Linked DNA regions of Homo sapiens: region 2 is linked to region 1. A link is a contact called in ENCODE Hi-C data. All regions are on one chromosome and are shown on one strand. The core of a region is the stretch at or near the end of the contact, and the rest is flanking DNA. Distances in the headings are between cores, read along the strand shown. Region 1 holds the start of GPRASP1 (G protein-coupled receptor associated sorting protein 1). Region 2 holds the start of FAM199X (family with sequence similarity 199, X-linked).

Region 1 (5,978 bases), core at 77-2,576:
GTAAGACAGGAAATGAGGGGTGGCAGTAAAGCCCTTGGTAGAGAGACCAACGCTAAGGATAAGAATCCCCATATTATTGATATCTGTCTTTCAACATTCGGGGTTTTGCTGGTGGAATATTCTCGTTTTGTTTAGGCCCTGCTTCAAGGTTCTAGAGATAACAACTCCTTCTCTTGACGTCATACTCTTCTCATTACTCCCTTCTCCAATTCTGAGGATTCACCACTAGGTGCGCCACATCCCCTTGCTCTGCGCAGCAGAAAATGGGGGAAGGGCGCCACATATTCTAGAAAACAGGTCGTGAATTGGTACTTGTCAGTATGTCTCCCTCATCACCCCTACCTCCAAAGCTCACCCTTTCAAGCCCCCAGTTTAGGACGGTGGGGGAGGCAGATGGGGATGGAAGGTGGGGGAAGCGCCTGGAACACCATTAGAGAGGGGAAGATTAAGAGGTGCTCCTGGATGCCTGACCTGCTCTGGTCGCAGTCCCCCACCCCGATTCGGTTCTCCAGTGTTTGGCACCCACCCCACATCCCCACACACCTCCAGAAATCCAGGGAATATTCGTGCTCCTCCTTTATTTCAAGCCTCTCCTCTACAGATGCTCACTGTGTCCTGTCAGAATACGCCAGACCTACCGCGCAGACAGACTTTGACATCAACCTGGAGTCTGTGGGAAGGGACAGCACCCAGGACACGGGGCCCCACAGGCCCCTTTCCGGAATCAGGGCCCGGAGCAGCGAACGCGACCCACCTCCCACGGGCTAGGCACAGAGCTGGGACGCTGGCCCACGAGGGCCCCCCCAGGCGCCCCCCAACTGCCTCCCGGGCGCCCCCCAACACGGCTCCCGTTTGGCCATTTCTCCCGCAGGAGCCTCCCCCACAGCCGTCTCTCGGTACCGAAACCGTCGAGGGCTGCGCGCGGGCGCCTGCAAAGCTGGCTGGGAAGCGGTCAGCGCGGTTCTCCTCCAGACGATCTGACGGTGCCTCTGGAGCCAGCCCCTCAGCCCTTGGTCCGGCCTGGCCCGCACCAGTCACCGCCTCCCCATAGCCAGGGATCTCGGGCACTGCGCACCTCTCTCTAGCGCCCGGCTCCGAACGGATCGTCTCCTCGTTGCCAGGCTGTCAGGGTCCGGGGGGCAGGTTGCCAGCCGGTCCACCCTGGCGGACCACCCCCACACCACGGCCCCCCACCTCACGCACCCCTACTTGCCTTCAGAGGCCCAGAGCCCAGGTCATCGGCCTCCCCCTCCTCTCTTCAGCTCTCCTCTGGCTGCTCTTCAGTTGGATTCCCACCGCTTTCCCAGCGATCCGAATGGCAAAGACGAGTCCCGCCCCCCACGCCTCTGCACCAAACTGGGCAGGGGCTGCGCAGGATGCGGCAAGAACCGCTCTCCGCGAGGGTGTCGGGAAGGGGGGCGGAGGGATACGGCGCGAAAGTGCAGGACGCCCCCCCTCACAGAACCACCATAGTTCCGACCCAGAGGTGGGCGGGGCCAGGACGAGCCCCAGCCGGGGCCTGCGGGTTGGCACCAGGCTGCCTCAGGAGGACCCCGCGGACCCTAACGTGGCGACGACCACCACATTTCTGGCGCTGCTATAATATATGGCACCGGCGGGCGGCTGCGGGGCCGGGCGGAGGACAGGATCGCGAGGTCGCGAAGAGCCGCGCTGGAGGGAGCAGCGGATGGATACCAAACCGTCCCTTGGTGTGTCTGCACCCCCGCCCCAACCGCCCCCCTATAAGGACTGCTGGGTGTTTGCCCTCTCCCCCTCCCTAGTCTGCTCACCCTCCTTCCTGGATGTTAATGGGAGAGGGGGTGTCAGCACTGCAGTGTGGGAGGGGAGAGGCGATTTCAGTCCAGACAGGCCCGGGGTTCTAGGGTGGTCGTCCTGTGCGTTTCTTTCCCAGCTTCGTGGAGCCACGCAGGGGAGGAAGGTACACCTGCTCTTAAGTGAACTCCGGGGCAGGGGGCTCCCATCAAGGACTCACCACTGCCCCTCTTCTAAAAGAAGGTAGACCTAGACCTCTAACCCTAGGAAACCAACCACTGGTCTGCACCAGACTCATTTCTTTCTGCCACACCGCTGTTTCTCATTTCAAATGGTGGCTCACGTTGGCATTGCACCGTCCCCACAGTTGCCCCCAAAAGAGGACCTTTCCCTGTCAGGACCCGCAGGAGGTCATAACAGTCCTCTCTCTTTGATGCCGCCAGGTAGGGATGGTCCTGGCTTCTCTTCGGTTCCCTGTCAAGTCTTCTCTTGCCATGATATTTGGCAGTGTGGAAATGTGGCTGGTATCAAACCAGCTTGGATCTCCGCCACCTGCCACAACTACCTATTGTTTCAGCAGTCATTCTCAGGAGAGGATCCCACCGTGCACCCCCCTCCCCGAGACAAAGCAACCTGGCTCATTTGAATCCTCTTCTTTCACCCCCACATCCGTCCTCTACTCTTGAGCCCCTCCTTTCCCTGCTTCCTGCATGGGACAGACAGAGCAATGTGGTTAAACACCAAGTTGATGTTGTTACTGTTGTCCATTTGAAAACTCATTTAGACACTACCCTCATTGTGTTTGGCAGGTAACGGTCCCCTAAAGATGTCCATGTCCTGTTCTCCAGAACATGTACCATTTTATATTACCTGACAAAGGATCATTAAGATTGCTATTCAGCTGAGTTTAATTTAAGATTATTCTGGGTTATCTTGGCCAATGTAATTGCAAGGGTACTTTAGATGTGGAAGGCAGGGACTCCATGTCAGATTGAAGCAGCATAGAAAGTCTACACTGGTCATCGTTGGCTTTGAAGATGGAAGGAAGCCAAGATCCAAGAAATACAGGCTGTCTCCAGAACCTGGAAAAGACAAAGAAACAGATTCTTCCCTAGAAATGCCAGAGGGATAGCTCCTCTGGCAACATCTTGATTTTAGTGTGGTGAAGCCCTTTGAAGATTTCCAACCTTCCAGGACTGTAAGATAATAATAAATTGGTATTATTTTAAGCCATTCCATGTATGGTAACTGGTTACAGGGTAGCAGCACCAGACCTATCTGGTTTAACTTTTATATAACAAAGTTGTGCATTGTCTTTCAGTTGCCGGGGACCCTCAGATCATGTTACCTGAGCATCCTCAGATGAACCAAGCATGCAATCAGAGGGAGAATGTAAGTGTTTTGAATTAGGACCAGGGCTGAATTAAGAAGTGGACACTGGATGGCAGGATCCAGTCAGATCATGCCTCTCAGCATCACCTCATTGTAAGATCCAAAGCCATCAGGATATACCCTTAATACCCAATGCTTATGAAAACCTGACCCAGCCCCCATCTCAGGGAGACATTATTTTGGGAAGTATCCCTGGTGGTCTCATTACTTCGTTACAAGTAATAAATCCCCTTACTAAATCCTTGCTGTGATCATGGGGTTGATGTCAAACGACTGAACCCACCCACTGTGTTGGTTGGTAACAATAGCAGGAGTAGGAACAGAATACACTCACCATCCTGATGAATTCTATTCCCATTGCCTTTCTTTACCTGTGCTTCAGTCTCTGAGAAATATTTTAGGGCTCATCTCACCAATACAGCCACCAATCCCCTTTACTGTTTTATAATTATGTCCAAAATCACATTTGCACAAGCTTCTGTGGTAATTCTGCAGGTGCTAGGATCTTTATTCCAAGATATTTACTGACAGAGGAATGGTTCTACCAAAAGCTGACAAATTTTACTGTGTGAGACTTTAAAATGTGTGTTGGACAATTTGTTGTCAGTACTCTTAGAAAACATGGTCTTGTATTGGTTAGTATGTATTGAAGTGATAAAGGCCCTACTTTAAGCTTTTCATATGTTAGCTTTGTATGGGTATGTATCAAATAGATTATTATTTTTAAAACCTTTGAGCAAATAAAAGATTGAAATAAGATACTCTGACTGCTAAGCACTATTTATTTCCTCCTATAATTGATTCTAGTTCAATAAATTGCAACAGTCATCTTTCTACTCCTCAGTGCCTACACTAGCACCTGTGTAACCCTGACTTACCACTGAAATCTAAATGTCAGAGCCAAATAATCCATAAGCATTAAGTCCATGATACAGATGCAACTGTGCTCACTCATCATACTCACTGTTTTCTTCCAAATCCCACCCACCACCCCCAAGCATGCTCATGAACTTGCACACCAGCCTATCACTTGCCTGTTCTCCTCTTGTCTGTCTCAATCACCATGGTCATGGACTTGTTTTTGCCTATTTAGTTTTACTTGCCTCTATACTGTCCTTTATGGGCCTCAAGCAAAGCTTCCTTCTGAGACTTCTCTTTTGGTCGAGGCTGAGCCAAACCCTGTGTTTTCTTATAATGTATCCCCTTCTTCTATCTCAAAGTTTCAAAGGTTGTACACAGAAATTAAAGTCCCCTGTAGTCAGGAATAACTAGGCTGAGGTTGGTCTGGTGAACTATATGGTGAAATTGGCCCAACAGATGTCTATTTTCAGTGTAGCCTGAAAATGCTATGGGAAAGATCTCAGCCTGTCTCTACTTCTTGAGACAGGGTACATTTGCAGAACTGGTGGGGAGGCCTGGCCCAAGAATATTTTCAGGTCATATTTGGGGTGGGGTCTACTTCAAGAGAATTAATCTTGAAGAAAAACCAAGTCACGCACAAGGACCCTAGCCCATGAACAATGCCTTGCCATTAGGGAAGTATAGATATTCTAATAGCAACACTGAAATTATTATAGAACTCCTATTTGTGCCTATTCCAACACAAACCCTCAACTGTATATCTGTCATAGCAAAGGCAGGTTTATACATATCCAGGAAATAACTGTCTTTAAGTAAACTCTGTAATGCTCCAGTGTAAGGAACCCATTAATAAAGCATAACCTAAAGAGAGGAAAATATCCTCCTTTCTAACATGGATTTAAACTTTTGACTACTACTCAGATCTGACATCATGAAAACCCTGTGTATAGGTGGAGTTAGGAAATTAGAGAGAACAGTTAATTAGAGGACATTAAATGCCTGGCAATACAGCTTAGAATGGCAGCAACAACTGGAAGAATCACAGGAAAACCCCAAAAATTCAGGACATAGGAAATACCCCTTGAGGATTTTTAGAACTATAGGAGCTGGCAAGGAGAGCTAATTAGCTTTACAGGGAGAAGAAAACCTGAATTTCCACAATGTCAATAAATATTAGAAATTAATGGAATGTCAAATTGCTTTCTATAATAGAAAAAATAATGAGAAAACTACACTACCTTTTGTTGTTGTTTCTCATTAACTAACCATCACTTCCTGCCTCATCATGATAGGGCCTCACCACAGCCTGCATCCAGCCAGCAAATGAGAAAAAGGAGAATAGAAGTAGTTGATTTCCTTCTTAAAATCCATGGTGAGGAAATGCTCACATCATTTCCACTCACATTCCATTGATGGGACTTGATATGGTTTGACTGTGTCCCCACCCAAGTCTCAACTCGAATTGTAACTCCCAGAATTCCCACATGTTGTGAGAGGGACCCAGGGGGAGGTAATTGAATCATGGGGGCCAGTCTTTCCAGTGCTATTCTCATGATAGTGAATAAGTCTCACAAAATCTGATGGGTTTATCAGGGGGTTCTATTTTTGCTTCTTCCTCATTTTTATATTGTCACTGCCATGTAAGAAGTGCCTTTTACCTCCTGCCATGATTCTGAGGCCTCCCCAGCCATGTGGAACTGTAAGTCCAATTAAACCTCTTTTTCTTCCCAGTCTCGGGTATGTCTTTATCAGCAGCGTGAAAACAAACTAATACAGTAAATTGGTACCGGTAGAGTGGGGTGTTGCTCAAAAGACACCCCAAAATATGGAAGCGACTTTGAAACTGGGTAACAGGCAGAGGTTGGAACAGGGCTCAGAAGAAGACAGGAAAATGTGGGAAAGTTTGGAACTTCCTAGACACTTGTTGAATGGCTTTGCCCAAAATGTTGATA
Region 2 (6,220 bases), core at 637-3,136, 1.5 Mb before region 1:
GCTTCAAAGGAATAGTCTTGGATTTGCTTGACTAGGTTTTATGACCTTGAACTCAATCTTTTCTTTCTGGGCCTGTTTCTTCATTTTTTGCAATGACGATTTAGAGTAGTCATAATAAATTTACTGCCACTTCCTTTTGAGATGTGTTATACTGATATTCTGATTATTTAACTATAACACCTTGTTTCCATAGACTATAACTTTCATTTATGTAAGAAACATCTTTTACACATTCCTTGTATCTGGTAGAAGCTCATTCAATCTACAGACTGATTTAAGGGAAGGGAGGGGAGAAATATGCTAAAGACATTAAAATATGGAAGAATTTGATCAAACTCACATCATAAACTTGGATCAGAAGTCAGAACTAGATTTCTTAATTTATCTCCAGTATTTTCCATAGCTGAACCCCTCTCCTAGAGCCTTAACCACACACCCCCCCAGCCCTTTGTATATGTATCTCAAATATCCACCTATGTTAAAACTTGAGGCTGTATCTAGAACGTCTTCAACCCACCCCCCAAGATTTGATCTAACACGTAAATGCTTGCATGAGAGAAGTCTCCAGAACACTACCTTCTACTGAAATCAGTTAGGAGGAGATACACCCTCTGAATAAATTTGTGTAAGTCAGTCCATCCTAAGCCTTACTCTGTCTCTTCAAAGGGGAAGGAAACCAAGGGATATGTCATATGAAGGAATCCTCCAGATTTAAGCTTACCAATTTTGGCAGAGCCTAAAGCGCTAAGGCAAACAGTTAATAAAGGAGGAGGAAAAAAAGAGAGAATCGACTAGTTTCCTAGCGCTCAACTAAAAAAAAAAATGGGGTAGGGGTGGTGGCGGCGGGGGGAACAGGACTGTGAGACAGATTAAAAATAGGGAAAATGAAGCTTCTAGCTTTAAATGTTCCACCTTTCAACGCCACTTTTCAAAAGATCTATGGATTGATCTTGAGCCATCCAAATTCCTCTACAGCGTACCGGAAATGGAAGGGGTTAAACTTTTGCAGATGGATGCAAACAGGGGCGTATCTAAAAATCAAGGGTGGGGGTTTGGGATTCGTAGGGTACAGATGGGGGGAGGGAAGGGAAGCAAGGGAGGGAGAAGGTAGGGAAGGGAGGAGTCGCTATAGCCAGAATATGAATGAGGAAAAGAGAGTAAAACGCCGGTCGAAAGGAAAATAGGAGGGCAGGGGTGAAAATAGGGAGGGGGGGCAGGGAAGGAGGCCGGGAATGAGCGCTGGTCGAAAGCAGGTGGGGGAGGGGGCGACTGGAAGCGCAGCCCGGGACGAAGGATCAGGAGCGGGGGGCGACCAGAAGTGGAAAATCCACCCCTGCCCTCAGGTGCAGTTCGTACCTGTTGGTGTGGAAGCGGTGGAGCGGGTCGGTGCGATGGCAGGAGGACAGCTGGCAGCCGAAGTCGCTGATGTCCAGGCAGCCCGGCTCCTCGCTCGGGCAGGTGCCCACCCCGCGAGGAGGTCCCAGGAGTGGGAAGGGCTCCTCGGGGGTTAGAAACTTCTCGTAGGAAGTGATGGCCGAGGCCTCGTCGGACATGGTTGGAGATGGCCTGGCTCGGGCTCCCTCTCTGGCCCTGGGCTGCTCCCGCGCCCGCCCCTGCCCCCACTCTAACCTGTCCGCAGTCGCCGACGCTCCGGGGTGTGCCCGTCGCAGCTCACTGGCAGGCTGGGCGTCGCGGCCCGCTGCTGCTTGCCGGGGTGCGGGGCCGCGCGAAGAGGCTGCTCGAGGCCACAGCGGCCCACCGGCCACCCAGTTAGCGCCCCGGTGGCCTCTGCAGCTTCCGCCGCCGCCAGACTCAGCCCGTCAGCGCAGCGCCGCCGCCCGGCCCGGCCAGGCCCGCCCCGCCCACTGCGCTCGCCGCTTGCGACTGCAGCAGTCTGCCCGGCGCCCGCAAGGAGGGGAAGGGCGGCGGGAAGCCACTCCCCGTGCCCCCTGCTGGACCGGAGGAGGAACTGAACCTCCGCCCGCCGCGGCCCCAAGCGGCCCGCCCCGCCCTCTACGCATCGAATCAGGGATTCAGGCCGCTAGAAAGGCTAGGCGCCTCTGGCCAACCTCCTCCTCCGCTTTCTCACTCGTACTCGACTACTAAGCAGGAACCGCAGTCCCAGAAAAGGGACTTGGCCAAGGTCACACTGCGGGTGCGTGAGAAAACATCCAGATGCCCTGGTTCCCAGCGCACTCTTTCATTCTGTCCCAATTCAACAAGTATTTATTGAGCTCCTGCAGTGTGTGCCCAGCACCGTGCAATGAGGTGTAGGAGAAATCGTCCAAGCAGGGAAAATAGTCCCTTCCTCACCCTTGATCACCTAACTCCAAGAACCCTACGCTGCAGCCACTCGCCTACTCAGAGCTGCTGGACACGTCGTACTCTTTTGTGCTTTGCGCCTTTTGCTCATAGGCACCCTGCTTGGAATGCCCTGCCATTTCTCCCCTGCTAATCCTTCAAACTCCAGCTCAAACGTTATCTCCTCAGTGAAGCCTTCCCTGACTCCCAAAGGAGACTAAGGCACACCTGCTAATTTGCCCCCTCCCTCCCGTAGAAAATATATTATGGAGCTTAACTTGTTCAACTTGAATCAACTTGTTAGGTGTTATATAGTGTACTTTGCTGTTTATCTCATCTCTCTTCTCTATATTCTGGGCAAGTGATTCCTGTTCTTGGATGCGTAAGATTAAAAAAAAATAGAGGAAACCCCAAGATTACTAATTTCTTACTTTGCCCAAAGAAGACAATTTTTAAAACTACCTAATATTATTTTATAAAAGGAAGCACATTTTCATATAAGAGCATAATTCTTCAATAAAAGCAATTCTTTGCATTAACTATATTTATGAAGAAACTACATTGATCCTTCAGGAAAGCATAGAACTTAAATAGGCGGAAAGGAGGGGAAAAATGAAAGAAGGCAGGAGGAAGAAGAGAAAGAGGGCAGGAGAAGTGGGGGGTTGTCACTAAAACAAGCCCCATTCAGTATTAAACTCTGTGCCTTGCCCTACCAATGCAACTTATAGTGAAAACAGCTTCTCCAACGTGCCTTTAAAATGTATACATTATCTTGCTTCAGTTACTTGGTTGTTTGACTGTTGAGCATGCCGGCTTTCTTTCATTGAGATTGCAAGAAGGTGTGTTGCATTGTGTATGTGGCTTTCAAAATGAATCATTCATTAATATCTAATGAGGCTGACCAATTTAAAACTTGTGGAAGTGAGGCTGATGATGGTTTGTTCTATGGTCCCTAATGCACCAATCCCCAGGGGTCTGAGGCCAGTGAGGCTGAATGGGCCATGGCTTAGTCCCCAAAAACAAGAGACTTGATTATCCAAATGAAACAAGAGTCAAGTGCTGCATGATAATGCAGGCACTCAGGTAATAGCACCAGGAACTGTTAATAAGAAGCTAACGAAATAGTCTATTTTATTTTATTTTATTTTATATTTTTTTGAGACAGAGTCTTGCTCTGTCGCTCAGGCTAGAGTGTATTGGGGCGATCTTGGCTAACTGCAACCCCCACCTCCCGGGTTCAAGCTATTCTCCTGCCTCAGCCTCCTGAGTAGCTGGGATTACAGGCATGTGCCACGACACCTGGCTATTTTTTGTATTTTTAGTAGAGACGGGTTTTGCCATGTTTGCCAGGCTGGTTTCGAACTCCTGACCTCAAGTGATTGACCCAACTCAGTCTCCTAAAGTGCTGGGATTACAGGTGGAGCTACTGTGCCTGGTGGTCTAATTTAAATATATATACCTTTTACACATACTATAAGAGGTGGGTGTTTTTTTAAAGCGGAGTCTAATGAGAGAGTCTGTGAGGTTTCTACAAGTATGTGTTTTACTTTTGTGTTTAAGCATATTCTGAAGTATCTGTATGACCACATGATAACTAACTGCTGCCACATGATTAGGACATGTATTTGAGTTTATTTTCACAATGAATTAGCATAAGATAATACTACTTTAATTGTCATGATCCTGTGAGAAGACAAATGAGGTGCACCTCATACTTGGCATCTTCCTAAACAAATGAAGGGTTGCAGTAGTCTGAAGAGAATAAAGTGATGGGAAAGTGGAGTCAACCCCAAGACATACTTACAAGCCGAAGGCCAAGAGCATATGCTTGCCAGTCAGTAGTATGTTCACGTTTCTAGGGCAGTTTTGTTTCATCATATATACCACATTACACTGACTTTGTAAAAAAGTTTGTGCACAATTTGTAAATTTGCTTTGGTGTTACATTTGTACAAGAGCTTTATGAACATGTAGAATTTAATGTTTGTTTACATTTAAGAAATATTATAAAAAGAATTTACAGAAATGTTTGGGTGTGAGAGAATTTTTTTTAAAAAAAAAGAGGTCCCAGGCGAGGCACGGTGGCTTATGCCTGTAATCCCAGCACTTTGGGAGGCCGAGGCAGGCAGATCACCTGAGGTCAGGAGTTCAAGACCAGCCTGGCCAATATGGTGTAACACCATCTCTACTAAAAATACAAAAATTAGCTGGGCGTGGTGGTGCACACCTGTAGTCCCAGCTACTTTGGAGGCTGAGACAGGAGAGTCGCTTGAACCTGGCAGGTGGAGGTTGCAGTAAGTCTGGGCAACAGAGCAAGACTCCGTCTCAGGAAAAAAAAAAAAAAAAAAAGAGGTCCCTCCATATATTTCTCAGTGAGAAATACTGACATAGACACGGATAGCAGTACATAGAGTTGGTGCACTGTATGTATAATGTTTACTTAAATATATGGTAATAATGTATTAATACATCTTAACCAAGTTCTTAATCACTGGAGTTGATGACTGTTGGGCATCCTGCCTTCTTGTCTCACTTCGATTTGGTTTGTCCCTTGGGTGTACTTCACCTCAATGGATTTACCCAATTCATCTCTCCCTTCCATTCTCCAAGATCCTTCCTAATTTCTGTTTCTCTGAAAATGTGGGTGGGTATAGTAGTTCCTTATTTTCTCTGAAGATCTGAGCCTGAGAGCAAACCCTGGGGTAATCTGCCTTAAAGTCTTCAGATGCATAATTTACCTACCAGAGAGCTGATGGCTGCAGGAGAGACTGAGTGGTATCGAGAATTGTCAATTAACTTTTATCATTTTGTTTACCATTGGATAGAAATATACTGGACTTAACCCAATAACTGGTGATCTAACCCTTATAATTTTTTCATGTGATTGATGAGCTCGAAGTGTGTGTGTGTGTGTGTGTGTGTGTGTGTGTGTGTGTGTGTGTATTTAGCTGAGTCAAATATCACCAACAAAACCTGCTGATAAAACAAAGCTTGAATTTCTTACGTATTTTGGCAAGGAAAACCTCAACTTGCACAAAGCTTTGGCAATGTTTCAGAGGGAAATGTCTGGGCAGAATTTATTAAGAATTGGAAGTTTGATTTAAGGTGGATATTTCAATGTGGGGTCTTGATTAAGACTGGGCAAGCATCATTTTACAACAATCCAGGATTGGTGAAAGCAGCAAGATGAGGATTTTGAGGTGAGGAATTCAGAGAATTGTAGGGTGCAAACTGTTGATGCTTTCCATTGAAGAGGTGGTAGGTCTTTCAGGAAGTTCTGTGAAAGATGTAAGAATTAGATCCATTCTTTTTGTACGTGGATGTCCAGACGTTCCTACATTACTTATTGAAAAGACTATCTTTCCTCCATTATATTGCCCTTGCTCCTTTGTCAAAGATCAGTGGACATTTAAGGAAAGGATGAATTTGGCTTGGGAGAAAGAAGATTAGTGAGGTTTTTACAGTGAGTGACATTTGGCCTGGGCTTTTAGAAGAGTAGGCCAACAAAAGATGGACATTTTAGATGAAACATTGTAACCCTGAAATTATGGATCGTTTCTGTGGTGAAACTGGTGAATTTTGAAAGATAGACTTAGAAAACGTTTTTGATAATAAATGGTGTGATATCAATCATATACAATCATAGAAACCCTTGTGAACAAATGTGAACCTCAAAGAGCCAATCCTTCAAGATGAATCCGCAAATGCTAATGGCCTAAATTTAAAATAGAGAGCCAAACAGCCATGTGCTGACTAGAGGTCATACACCCACTCTGAGTTCCCAAAAAACCTCCACCTTTTTAACTTTGGGACTTTTAGAACTCAGCTGTATCAACCAATCAGAGCTCAGCCACATCAACCAATTGGGGCTCAGCTGCTTCCACCAATCAGAACTAAGCAAGTTTGTATCCTTCATTTG

The links. A loop is a pair of places that touch in the nucleus more often than their neighbours do. Pooled maps may share reads with other maps.
Region 2: a pooled map shows a loop between it and region 1 (5-fold over the local background). The contact joins the promoter of FAM199X here to the promoter of GPRASP1 in region 1. A Hi-C loop is called at or near these places in 7 of 50 pooled maps.

Annotation. Positions count from the first base shown.
Region 1 is chrX:102,646,831-102,652,808 of GRCh38, reverse strand. It overlaps GPRASP1 (G protein-coupled receptor associated sorting protein 1), which reads right to left and starts at 1,326. Exons shown (of 6, transcript NM_001184727.2): 1 at 1,214-1,326; 2 at 1,076-1,122; 3 at 544-634. The region is part of intron 4 of ARMCX5-GPRASP2 (ARMCX5-GPRASP2 readthrough); the gene reads right to left.
Region 2 is chrX:104,162,119-104,168,338 of GRCh38, reverse strand. It overlaps FAM199X (family with sequence similarity 199, X-linked), which reads right to left and starts at 1,886. Exons shown (of 6, transcript NM_207318.4): 1 at 1,357-1,886. The coding sequence starts at 1,553. RefSeq lists an enhancer at 1,544-2,044 and a silencer at 1,609-2,098.